2 separate regions of the Mus musculus genome follow, and region 1 is linked to region 2. A link is a contact called in ENCODE Hi-C data. All regions are on one chromosome and are shown on one strand. The core of a region is the stretch at or near the end of the contact, and the rest is flanking DNA. Distances in the headings are between cores, read along the strand shown. Region 1 holds the start of 2810048H02Rik (a long non-coding RNA gene). Region 2 has its middle 170 kb from the start of 2810048H02Rik.

Region 1 (6,315 bases), core at 167-2,666, 170 kb after region 2:
AGAGAGAGAGAGGGCGAGAGGGGAGAGAGAGAGAGAGAGAGAGAGAGAGAGAGAGAGAGAGAGAGAGAGAGAGAGAGAGAGAGAGAGAGAGAGAGACTTAATCCTTTTATAGGTGAGCCAGGCTGTACCTGGCTGTTGCTAGGTAACTATTGGGCGGAGCTTAGAGAAAATGCTAACATTTAGTCTTTTTTTTTTTTTTCTAAAAAAAAAAAAAAATGAAGCTTTAGACAATGACCACCCCAAGAGCATCATACCTTGGGCAAATTGAGGGCTCCAGGGAGCTACAACTTTGTTCCTGGATGTTTGTCCTAGCAGTGACAGACATACGAGGAGATACAGGCCAGACCCAGCACTCCAACCAAGCCTACCTTGCTGTCAGCTCTCTAAACTGTTTTCTTGGGACCTGGTTGAGCTAAATCCCCGTGCATCGAAAGGCTTCACTCAGGAATCGTCTGAACCACTTGTTAACTCCACAGGCTCCGTGTCTCCTCAAGACCCTGTAGAAAGCGATTTGTGTGAATGGCACCGTAAACCAAGAAGGTTATAAGGCAGAGCATGATTGGCTCCCTGGGGCTTATTGCAATAACTTTAATCTTCTGGAACGCATCTGGTATGAATTTAGGAAACGAACGGCTGAAACTCCCCCTAACACAGCTCTCTGGCCCGAGTGCGCAGTGAGATGGGCTATGTTTTCAGGCCCGGCCCCAGGCTCCTTACTAAACAGGCCTTGAAAAGCGTGGAACACAAAAGGGGGCGGGACTTTCAGTGCTTTGTCTTTGGGGAGGAAACAAACAGAAACATCTACCTTGAAGTGCAAGTGAGCCAGGCCTTCCTTGAAAGAGCATCTGTCACTAGGGATGGAGACTAGTCTGGCACCTGCATTGTCTTGCGGCAGTCTGTTTACAGGTCCACGAGGGGGCGGGGCTTTTGAGATCTTTGTAGCAAAAGAGTCCGTTTTGTTTTTGTTTTTGTTTTTTAACACCTGGGACTCTCACTGTCCATTGCAACCAAGTCCAAGGCTTGGGGACCAGCTTCTCCTATGTTTACAGCCCTCTGGGTCAAGACTGAAAATAATGAATATGTCAGGTCATGTCTCATCTCTGATTTGTCTAATCTCTTTCCTGTGGTCCTTCCAGGTTAATTTAGCGCACCCGGTCCTGGTGTTGCCTCTGGGGATTGAGACCTAAGAATGTCCTCTGTGCTTTGCATTTGGATTGTGAGTCTGGAGCGGGTGGGGGGTAGGATGAGGTCTCTTTGATGCTCTTGAGCTTCAGGGCCAGAGTCTTGTTTGGAAAAGCCACACTTGCCTGCAGACAAAAAAATAACAACTACTTTAGGAGCATGGGATAAAAAGCCAGGAATTCCTATACTTCTCTATGCTGGAGAGCTACCCTTCAAATGCATGTCCTTGTCACCTGAGGTCCCTGGAGAGTGACCAGCTTCAACAGTAAGAATCAGGACGCTTCCAAAAGTTTCGCACTGGCATAATACCTTTGCAGCCAAAGGCTTTGCTCAATCATGTTGGTAAATGAGGATGCTGGCTCAAGGTGTGAAATGGATCAGCAGGAAGAGCTACCTGACAGACAGGCAGCAGGCCTTACAGGCCTCATCCTTGCCAGGGTTAGGCATATCTCAGATGTCTCCTGAGCCTGCTTCCTTCTTAGATTAACAGATGAGGATGCAGTTGCCTGCCTACAGACTATGTTCTGTGTCTATGGTAGTAAATAAGAACTATTTACTACAGTAAATAACAGTAAACGTTCAGGTTTCCTAACTTCAACCCCTTCTGTAGTTCAGCATTTCATACACTGAAGATACTACATGGGTTTAGAAGATGATGGTCCATTGTGGACTTGGGAGGATGGCTATGAATGCCAGTGACTCTAGGTCTGATCGTAGGGCCACATACTGTATGGTTGGCGCCACCGTTGTTTACTATGAGATCTGGGAGAAGGGGCTGGAATTCCTGAACCCACAAAGCACCTTTGTGTGCCACCCAATGCTACCTGACTCACACTGGGCCTTGCCAGGGTCTGGAATCAGTGGAAAGGCAACGCTGCCTCTGCCCATCTTGCTAAGGTGTGGGGAGAGCACAGTAAGGGACAAGGGACAGTGCTGTCCTGAAGCTGCCGATGGCCAGCTGTGAGTGCTTGGGTGGGATTCTGGAGCTGGCCAGGTGCCAGCCCCTACACTTGCCAATTCCCCCGGGTTCTCTGCTAAGTGCAGTGGGGAGGTTTTGAAGGGTTTTGCACATTTCATACTGATGAGTGTATGTTTTTAATTTTGTGGAATTTTTGAGTATCAACTCAGGAATTTTCAAGAAACCTGGTCTTTCCAAAGAAAAATAAATGGTAACACTCCAGCATTTTACTTTAAAATCCGTTCTGAAGAGAAATGGGTTAAACTTGAGAAGGAGCGCAAATGGCAGGGCCTAGAGAAATGTCACTTACTCGTTTCTTTCTCTAAGAATCTTCCTCAGAGAGACCAGCTTACCTGATGGTTAGGGATACAGCAGAACCATACCGTAACACGGAGTTACCTATCGACTGTTATCTATGCACTGTCAATGCTTCTGTCAAGCTGTCTAGCACGCCTTAATGAGCAGTCAAGTCTTATTTCTGACTGTGATTATACACAATCCAGCAGCTACAGTAGGAGAGAGGAGTGAGGACCTCCCTCCCATTGAGACCAGAAAGATGTTAGTGGGCAGTCCCTCCCTCAGGATACAGACAGCAATGGCCTTTCTTCTCCCCTTGGAAGATGGAGGAGTGGGCGATCTGGACTCCCCCGAGGCCAGCCCACCCTCCCCTGCCTTTCTTTCTTTGGTCTATTTATGAGAACTCATAAATTCCTCCTCAACCACGGCCTGAGTTAATTTGGTTGAGTTTTAGTCACTTCTGACTGTTAAAAAGGTTTGGCGAATACAAAACGCCTTGCAAAAGGTTTGTACACACTCTGCTCCAGCAAGCTGGTGGAATTTTTATTGCTGTTTCCATGATAAAAGTTTCTCAAAAGTCACTTAAGCCTGGCCAATCCGCAATGTCCCATGAAATTCCACTGAACGTCCTGAGATGTCACCAAAGACCTGTCCACACAGGTTAACCAAGCTGGCCAGCTCCATATGTGGACCTATTTATTATATGCAAGAATTTTCCCGAATCCTCTGGTGTTTTCCCTAGCCGGACATCTCTGCTACCACAGATCCCTGTTGAGGCATGATCTAGTTAGGCAAAGTAGAGATAAGAGAAAAGGGATGGATGCTCATCAAGGTTTCTACTGACCTGAAAGAGCTGTTTCTCCAAAATGCTGGGCATGCCTCTGGCTGACAATCACCTTGAAGCCAGTGTTTGCTGCTCTATCAGATGGCCCTCAATCTGAAAGCAACCTTGCCTATGATCACTGATCATCACTGGACAGCAGCATCCATCAACCGACCCATCAGAGTGGGTGCAGAAGACATCCCAAGGGACTACCCACCAGCATCCTTCTGGGGCACAGCAAACCTGAATGGTATGACCCTGCCTTGGTCTCAATGGGAGCGAGGTTGTTGCTCCTCTTTCCTTTTCTGGCTGCTAGAGTATATATAATCATAGACAGATTCCTAGGAGCTAGAGCTCTCTCAGGGTCAGCTAGAGCAATTCTTAAGACTCTGTCACATACCAAGGTCCCTTCTGCCTGATCCTGTTTCCTCTCTTCCTTCCTCTTGAGTGATCCAGAAAAGAATCACAAATACACGTGCTACATGTTAAAACTGATAGACTGCCAAGTCTCTCTAGAATTAAGCCACCTACCTTCCCAGATGAAGTCTACCAGGCCACTCTTTGGCCATCCTGGACATCTTCCCCAGGTTCAGCTGATGGAATGAGATAGAAAGGGTATCTGGAGAGAACAGGGTAGCATTCGGGTCCAGCTACCATTAGCAAGAGTTACAGGACACCTGTGCTATCTCCGAGAACACCTTGGATAAGAAAGCGGCCATGCCCACCACAAAGAGAATCGCAGCTCCTACTGTGCAGCTTGAGCACAGTGAGGCTGACAGTGCTTTGAGCGATTGTCCCTCATCAGTAAAGCTGGTGAATGTCTGGACCAAATATGAAAGAAAAGACTGGACACCTACGTCCTCCTAAGGCACCATCCAGACCAGGGAAACAGTGAGGCCAGGCCTAAAAAGTGCCTACTTGTTCTCTAGTCTGACAGTTCTGTGACCCCCTACTCCCCATTTGGCCTTATGGTTACTTCTCATGTCCCCCACCCCCCAAATATGTTCTCTATTGTGTCCAACATGACCCCAGATTCTATCTTCATTTCTCTGCTCCCCAAAATCCCCCTTAACCCATTTCAAGTCTACTTTTAAAATCCTTTGCCTCTGACAATGAACTGAAATAAACCTTCATCAATTCTTCCGAGCTGAGACAGCAGGTTCGTGATGCTGCCCCTACAGCTTGGTCTCTATTCTGGGGAGTGTGCATGGGTTGGTATAGCTCAAGATCCTGGGTCTTTGCCTGAGAGGCAGTCAGTCACGCCAAAAGGTCTCTTCTTTCCTGCCTGAAGATTTTCAGGGAGCTGGAAGAAATGGGGAAGTCAGGAGTGGTAGTTGTTAATAAAGCCAAAATTTCCATTTCTGCTTCCTAATAACAAAGTCCCTGACATGACTGCTTTCCTTGTCAAAGGGAGGTGAGATGACTTGTACACCTCTGGTTGTCAGATGAGTCCCTTCTGCTCTGTGATAGACTCCCTTTCTGCTCCTGGAGACAGGGATGGATTCTAAGAACTTCAGGTAAGCATTTGGACTTCTGCACAAAAGCTGTATTGGATGTGTCATCAACAGGACTTCTAGTTGCCTCATATGTTCATCAACATTTGTCACTATGACAAAATGTCCATGGCAATTTATAAGGGGAAAAGGTATATCTGGCCTGTGATCTCAGAGGCTTCAATCCATGAACAATTGGTTCTGTTATTTCGGGTTTATGATAACAAGATATTATGATGGAAAAAGACTTCACCTCATGCACCTGGGAAGCAAAGAGAAAAGGAATGACCAAGGTTCCAGTAACTCACCAGTGACCCCAGTCACCTAATTTGCTCCCTCTTCTTAGAGGTTCCACCTCCCAGAGGCACCACTTTGGGGATCGGCCCTTTAATATACAGGCTTTAGGGAGACATTCAAGCTACACGCCATAGAACCTTTTAGAAGGGCAAAACAAATAATTCAAGACACTTGTGAGTAGGGAGTACACCTTCACTATGGTGGTTTGAGAAAGAATGGCCCTGTCTGCTTATATATTTGAATGCTTAGTCACCAGGGAGTGGAACTCTTTGATAGAAGGATTAGGAGGTGTGGTTTTGCTGGAGGACATGGGTCACCAGGGGTGGGCTTTGAGGTTTCAAAAGCCCAAACTATCAGATGTAGTCTGTCTCTCTCTCTTTCTTTCTCTCTCTCTCTCTCTCTCTCTCTCTCTCTCTCTCTCTCTCTCTCTCTCTCTCTCTCTCTCTCTCTCTCTCTCTCCCTCTCTCTCTCTCCCCTTCCCCCTTCATTTCCCCCTCTCCCTCCCCTCCTCCTCCCCCTTCCTCTCCCTCTCCCCTCTCAGGATGTACCTCCTGCTAATCTCCTCCCATGACTGATCATGGTCTAAACCTCTGAAACTGTAAACAAGCTCCTAATTAAATGCTTTCTTTGATAAGAATCATCTTAGTGTCTTTTCACAGCAATAGAACACTACAGACTAAGATGCTCACCGTAGAAAAGGAAGCTGGAGGTAAGGACACTGGCAGCCCCTGGTGACAGCCCTATATGTCCAGGGCACACAGACATAAGGCAAGAGGCCCTGGTGCTTATTTCTTTGACATAAGGCATGGCTTTTATGACTTGGTCGAAATGGACACACAATGGAAGAAAATACATAATCTACGGGAGCCCAGAGTCCAGAGCCAGGATGGGGATTGGTTCAATATGACCTCCTTTCCTGAAACCAACCTGCCAAGAGTAGAGAGTGCCAGACCCACACCCATTCTGAACTCGAAATAACTCAGAACTGTAGCTCTAGACCACACAAACTCTATCCTCAGGGTGTGAGTCTTGAGAGAAGAAATTCAGGCTGGCCATGATTCCCAATGTACCTCTTTCTCCTCTGTGCTCCTCTAAACTGGGCTGAGCATCCACTAAAGAGCCATCTGGTCCTGCCAGGATACTGCTGCCCAGTCCAGGTTAATAGGGACAGGCTCCTCCCACAGACACATTGGATGTTCCTGCTGAGTAGAGACCATGTCCTGAGTCCCAGTTGAGATGCAGGCCACTGGGAAGTCCGACCATTG
Region 2 (7,150 bases), core at 3,250-5,749:
TGTTAAGAAAGGAATCAGCACTCCATGAGGAAGGGGACAAGCCGAGAACAAAGAACCAAAGATGGACAACATGCCAGTGAATCCCTATTACCCAGAGAAGACCACAAACCTAAAGGGAGAGTAGGCAACCAGAAGGGGGGAGTAGCAACTGAGAGCAGCAACCTGATGTATTAAAGGTGGACCAGAGCATAAGTTGCTCTGTGTTGTCTATGGCTACCCTATGAATGTGGCACCCACCAGGGTGCTTCTGTTCATGGATTTAAAAGTGTCCTGCATGTCAACGGAACAATTCTTTGGTGTTACACAATCGACCTACTTGCAACTCATTGTGTGGCTCTGAGACGCCCGCTTAACCTCTCCAAGAGAGCCTGCTCACCTCATTTGTAAAGTGAGGAAGGCAGGCCAGTGTATTCCCACTGCACTCTTAAAATAACTAATTCTATGAAGAGACAGTTCAAGGAATATTAGCATGCCAAAAACACATATTCAAGCAGAACATAATTAAAATATAACACTAAATCACAATGGAGTTTATTCTGGATGCAGCATCTACTTGCTTTTTGGATTACCTAGTCTCAACAGAGTTTTCAACATCCACCAGGCAATTCCCACGGTGAAGTCCCTATAAATCTATGCCATGGAGCTTGTCCATTTGACTCATAATGGGCTCACTGTGTATTAGGGAGATGCTTCCCAAGGTCTGTGTGAAGGGAACACACACCAACACTGATGGCAGCGTAGGTATGTTTCCCAGAACTGAGAATAACCCATCTTGGAGCACTGTTCTGAAAACCGTTTAGGTCTCCATAGTAAGAGTGGATGTGAGCCAAAATGTACATTCAGAGCTTCTCTGTTGCCAAGTGGGAAACTGGAAACACACAGGAAGAGGGACTCAATTTTACACGCCTGCGCATTTTCTTCCTTTAACTCATCTTTGCTAATGAAATGTAGACTTTGGTGCAGCCAACACCAGGCCTGGTGCAAGAAGGGTGCCTTGATAGACCTACCGATAGAATGAAGCACTTATCAGAGCATATGGTGCTGGACCTGGTATAATGGTCTTGACAAGACATGCCACCGACTTAACAACTTAGGAGAGTCCAAAATCTGACACTCTTAAAGGACACAACACTGAGCTCCCTTTGATGAGAGAAAGAAGTAGAAGACCTCTATCGCCATGTAGTAACAGCAAGGTCAGTGCCAGAGCCATAGCAGGGACACCTCCTACGGCAGCGACAGGTTTCTGTCCACACAGGGCACTGATGCTTGAAGCCCAGTAGAATCAGAATGGTAGCCAGATCTGAAATACGATTTTCCCCTAAGGTTCTGTATCTAGTTGACAGGAGTTTCCCTTAGAAACTCTTCTTTAGGATTAAGTCTGGACTTTTTGGTTCAAAAACTACATCTCTAGTTATAAAAAAATCTTTAAGAATTATTATAAGAATATATGATCAACTCTAATTCTGTCATTTGAAGTTTTTCTCCATGTGACAGGATTAGAGTAGATATGAAGAGAAGATGAAGAATAGGGCTCCTGGATGGTAGTGACTCTTCTTGCTATGTTTAGATCCCACTGAGGAGAGGCAGCCACACTGCAAAGGAGGATGAAAAATGGATTCTTCCTGTGTTCCCAGGGGGAAAGGAAAATGAGGTCTGTATAACACATGCCCTGGGCTTTTGCACATCTTTCACCTCTGTGGAACTGCTAGAGACAAAATGTGCTTGGCTCTGGCATTTCTGTCAGAGTACCACAAGTGATTCAAGCAAGATCGGCTTGTCTTTTCTATGTCCCTCTTAAAAATTGTTATCTGTGATTCACAGGGATTTCTGCCTTCCTCCTCACTTGACTTCTATGCTCTGAAACCCTGCAAAAGACTGTCTTGGCATCATTGGTCTTTAATTTGTCTGTGCATTGAAACTTTATATCTAGGTTGCAACTATCATTAAAGTTATAATGTTTTATAACTGCTAATTATTTAGCAATCCTTTCAATAAGAATGCTTTACACTGGACTCTAGATAGTAAATTGAATTTTGTTCCTTAATATCAAGGCTTTTTGTCAAGTTACTACACACATTTCAGGGAATAAGGTCATCTGGCCTGGTGCTGTTTGATGATGAGCCTGGGGTTTGGGGTAGGGATGATCCACAGGGTTTTTCATAAGTGAAAATCTAATTTTGTGGCACAGCTCTGAAGAACTATATAGGCATAGATTCTTCTAATCCTTCTATAATGGCTCTTATAATGGTAATATTCTTTATTATTCATCATCTGCCCCACTACCCTCTCTCATCCACCCTCTTGTTTCTTGGTCTCCCCATAACCCCCTAATCCTCTCTGCTCGTTCTGTGCCCTCTGTTACTCTCCCCTGCCTGGAATATATACTCTTCTCTCCTCGTGGTTCCTTTCCACTTTCACAACGCCATAGCATACATACATGCATACATATATGCATACATACATGCATGTGCACATACATAATACATGAATTTTATTACATTAATACACATTAACATATTAAATCCATTTGTGTATATGAAAGACAACATCTATTTGCCCATTTTGAGTCTGCCTTATTTAACTTCACATAATTACTTCCAGTTCTGTCTATTTTTCTACAAATGTCTATTTTTCTACATTCTTCTTTAGGATTAAATAAAACTCCATTGTCCATGCATACTCCATATTTTCCTTTTTATTATTTTTATTGGGAGGGAGGGAGGGAGGGAAGGAGGGAGAGAGAGAGAGAGAGAGAGAGAGAGAGAGAGAGAGAGAGAGAGAGAGAGAGTCAGAAGACAACTTGAAGGACTTTGTTTTCTCCTTCTACCACGTGGGGTCTGGGGCTCAAACTCATGTCATCGGGCTTGGCCACTCATGCTTTCACAAAACATTCAGGCAACTCAGCAGCCCTATGTTATTATTTGGGGATCTCTACACCCAGTTCTTTAATGGCTACCCTGGCTTGCACTCCCACAGCAGTGAATAGGATTCCTCTTCCACACATCCACAGCGGCAATGCTGCCTTGGTTGTCTTGCTGACAGCTGCTTTGGTGGGATGAGATGACCCAAAGCATTCACGTTTTCCCCACGGCTAAAGATACCAAACAATTTTCCAAGTACTTGTTGGCCATTTGTAATTTTTTTTTCTTTTCTTTTGAGAACTGTATAAATTAGCTTTCTGATTGTGTGTGTGTGTCCTTTTTGAGTACCGATTGTTTCCATAACTCTGCAGAACATTTTGAATTTTGTGTAATAACTTCTTAAATTTTAGGGACATTGTCCTATTTTGGGTCATTTTCAGAACACTTTCACATATGCTGTATCTGGCAGTGTTTTCCCCTCTGCAACTTCAAAAGCTTCCGGCCTTACAGTTAAGGTCTTTGGTCCCTTGTGGAGTGATTTTTTTTCATGTGGGGTAAGAGATATGAATTTCTTTCATTCCTCTACATATGGATTCTAGTTTTCTTTCTTTTTAATATAATTTTTTTAATCGAGTCTTTGTGATTTTTTTGCACCGTGCACTCCAATCCCACTCATTCCCCAATTCTTCCATGTGGATTCTAGTTTTCTTAGCACCAGTTGCTTAAGTCTGTCTTTTGAAGTGTTGTTTATCTATCTCATACATAAAGAAGAATGAAGCTTTTGATAGTTTTTAATTCTTTCACTTGGAATTCATTTAATCCAATCCTTGGCATCTATTACTTTGGGATTTGTAAGTTTGGGGAGTCTGGTTGTCTTGGTTATAAATCTATTTATTTATTTTTGCTTTGGGTCCTGCAGATGTGGGAACTAGATCATTAATTATATTTTTCTTTTATCTTCATTTTTTTCAATGGAAGTATTTGCAATGCCCTAATTGGACTAGAATTAGTAGAATTGAGGTATCCCTTTTCTTACTACCACCACCACCAATAACAATAATAACAATGACAATAATAATAGTATAGCAGTAACAGTAGCAATAACAATAACAGCAATAGGAACAACAATAACAATAGCAATAACAGTAAGAACCACCCCCAACAATTCTCTTGGACTCAGTCACTGTATGAAACACAGGAGTCCCAACAGTATCACGCTAAGATGCTGATCTGAGTGGAAATGGGAAAACCAGCGGTTAGTGGGATGATAAAGAAAAAGGAGAGGAATGAAAACCAATGGAAGGAGACCAATAGGGATAAAGGAAGGAGAAAGGCAGTCTGCCTAAAGGTAGAATGAAGAGAAGCGAAGAAATCAATTAGGTAATCCAAAATAACCCCAGCCCGGAAGGCTCAGGCAAGGAGATCGCCAACCAGGCCAGCTTGTGTTCTCTGGAAAGTCTACCACAAAGAAAAAATAAAAAGATTGCTTTAATTTACGGTTGGAAGAGAAAAAGAAAAAATAAGGCAGAATGAGAACAGAGCAAGGGTCTGCGGTTGATGAAGACGCAGAGCCTGCCCTGTCTCTTGCCTGCTCTCTTGCTCCAGGCTTGCCTCCCCAGTTTTCCTTCCTGGGCTCCCAGCTGCCAGTCACACCCCAGACAGTCCTGCACGTTTGAGTGGCAGATGCAGGTCCCATTGAAGGGCCTGGTTCCAAACGCTGGCCAGACCCACTGAAGTTCCTGCAGGAGTCAGGTTGCAAAAGCCGCTCAAACCCCCGAGGATGCGGTTCTAGGGACACCACCACCCCACCCCACCCCCTTCTTGAAAAGGACAGCCTGTGTCCCCTGAAGCCTCTGGCGCTGATTCAAATGTCTTCCCCCACAGTCTAGAAGTATCCTTCTGGCCAGGTTTCAGCTTACAGCCTGACATTTCCTCTGGGTTTCCCTGGTGTGTCGTTCAGGGTGTGTTTGGGGTGGCAAAGCAGCTGACTCAGCTTGTCCTTTTTTGGTTTGTTTGTTTTAATGGCTTCTTGACACAGATCCAGTTGAGTGCCAAAGAGAAGGTTATTTCGAGTGTCTGCCACCCTGTGCTGCTGCAACTTCTGTCCCCTCTTCCCTCCCTTTCTCCTCTTTAAAGCAGCTACCGGAAGTACAGCCAGCGCTGGTTTTCTGAAGCCACTTCTCAAGCCAGGCTACATGCTGGCTATGTACTCCTTTTGATGAGAGGGAGAGTGCTACAAACTGCATGAATTCCTGAAGGTGGCCTCTGGGCTTTCTCTTCTATTCGATTTTGCAAAGTTTCCTATTTTATTTTGCTGCTGAAAATACAGATCTTTGTCTGTTGCTGACCTAGTCTGATAGCTTTTTTTTTTTTTGGCCCGGTTTATTTCCTGGAAATTTTAGCATACCTGAGTCATTCATTCTCTCATCCACCTCAATTCTTTAAAAATATTTCATTTTTAATGTGTACGAATTTCTTTCTGCATGTCTGTCTGTGCACCATATGAATACCCCTGCATATGCATGCCTGGTGCCTAACCACAGAGGCCAGAAGGTATCAGGATCCCCTGGAACTGAAGTCACAGATGGTTGTGAACACACACACACACACACACACACACACACACACACACACACACACCTTGAATTTTAATCCAATTAACTAGTGTGTGTCTCTTTCTTGGTAAACAAGACCATTTACATTTTGTGTTGTTATTTTAAAAGTTCTTTAGTGCTTGCAATTTTGTTGATTGCTTTACTGCTTGGCTAGGATGCTGTTTGCTTGTTTGGGTTATTTTTTGTTGTTGTTGTTGTTCTGTTTTATTTTGCTTTGTTGTTTTTTGTTTGCTTGTTTTATTGACAGTATGGGGGTCTTTCTTGTTTACCACTGTTAGATCTGTTGGCGTCCTTCCTAGCTGCCCTTCCTTAGTTTTCTCCTCTCATGAGATGGATTCTTCCTTGGATCCTCACAATTGAGGTTTGCCTTTCTCCTTCCTCTGTGTATAATGTTCCTTTAAGCATCTTCTGCAGTTTTTCCTTGTCTGGAACTGCGTTTGTTTCTTTGTCAATCTTAACAGATGACATTGATGGATAGAGCAACCCAGGCTGGCAACTACTTACTTTCAAGACTCATAATGCATCATTATGGACTGTCAGTGGTCTCTCAACCCGGGGCAGGAAGTTCGCCGCTCTTCCCCTACAACTTAGGCCACACCAGCTTAAGGTGCTTGTAATTTGGTGGTGAATTCCCAGAAGGGCAGTATGGCTCACTCTATGCCTCAGGGACCACATCACGGTCACCTTCAAATCTCACAAGTTTGATTAGAGTGTTCAGAGCAAGAAAATTAATCAAGATTCCATGATAGAGCACGTCAGCGCTGCAAAGAAGTTCTTGAATGGTGTGTAAAATACAGCAGATACAAGCCACTGTCAAGTCTAAGAAGTATGCTAAGTGTTCACAAAAGACAGTGATGGATTCTTACAGCACAACATGTGCCTGTGAACCTGAAGTGTGTGCGAAATGTGGAAAGAAGGAAGATATCGTTATTCTGTTTAACAGAGAAATAGGAAATACTGAAATCCACCAAGGTTCTAACCATAGAAAAAGCTACAGAGGAAGGGAAGCCGGTGTGAGGATCAGCTGCTGAGACATGCTGCACACACAGTTCCATGTTGTAAAACCCATGGAAATTGTTCAGAGGAACATTTTACATAATGTCAAGCTAAACAGTGGTGAGACCTGGTGATCGTATCAGAACTACCTCATGGAAAACTAAGATGATTTAGCTCCGTCGGTCCATTTTAATAGACTGTGACCCCCCCTCAGCAAAGGCCTCTGCACACCTTACAAGCAAAACACAGTTACACACATACACACATAAAATCACATGTGGTGATTTTCCTTCAAAAATATTTTTCCATACTCCATCTCAATGTTTATGCCTTTTGAAAATACTAGAAAGAAAAATCTAACCTTCATATTCGAGTGGAGATATCGTCAATACCAAATGCTCCTGAGGTTCTTCGCCATAAGCTTATCTTTCCCAGAGTTCCACCGTCCTGAACTATCACTCTACTGCCTGTGTTTCCTCTACCAGATAGCGCAACTTAGCTTCATGTGATTACTGAAGTTTCTGTCCTTGGTTTAAAACCCCAAAGCTTCAGAAAGGCAGCCTGGAAGAGCACTGAACTTTTCTACATGCTCTACGGACATTACTAATTTTAGTGTTCTGCTATGTTTTCATTGTGTGTGTGTGTGTGTGTGTGTGTGTGTGTGTGTGTGTGTGTGTG

Evidence for each region. A loop is a pair of places that touch in the nucleus more often than their neighbours do.
Region 1: a loop to region 2 is called in a map of mouse trophoblast stem cell, with 2.7 times the contacts of the local background. The contact joins the promoter of 2810048H02Rik here to the enhancer-like site in region 2. A Hi-C loop is called at or near these places in 12 of 37 maps with a recorded cell type or tissue (Patski, gastrocnemius, heart and 2 more).

Annotation. Positions count from the first base shown.
Region 1 is chr6:117,151,126-117,157,440 of GRCm38, forward strand. It overlaps 2810048H02Rik (a long non-coding RNA gene), which reads right to left and starts at 1,417. Exons shown (of 4, transcript XR_377983.3): 1 at 806-1,417; 2 at 369-497.
Region 2 is chr6:116,975,917-116,983,066 of GRCm38, forward strand. No RefSeq gene overlaps it. Among named protein-coding and RNA genes, the nearest start is that of 2810048H02Rik, 170 kb to the right of the region's middle. Within about 2 kb of position 4,500, at least 1 of the 3 ENCODE cell types and tissues checked has a DNase peak (open chromatin) inside an H3K27ac peak, as active enhancers do; it is heart, where a contact is called at or near this core.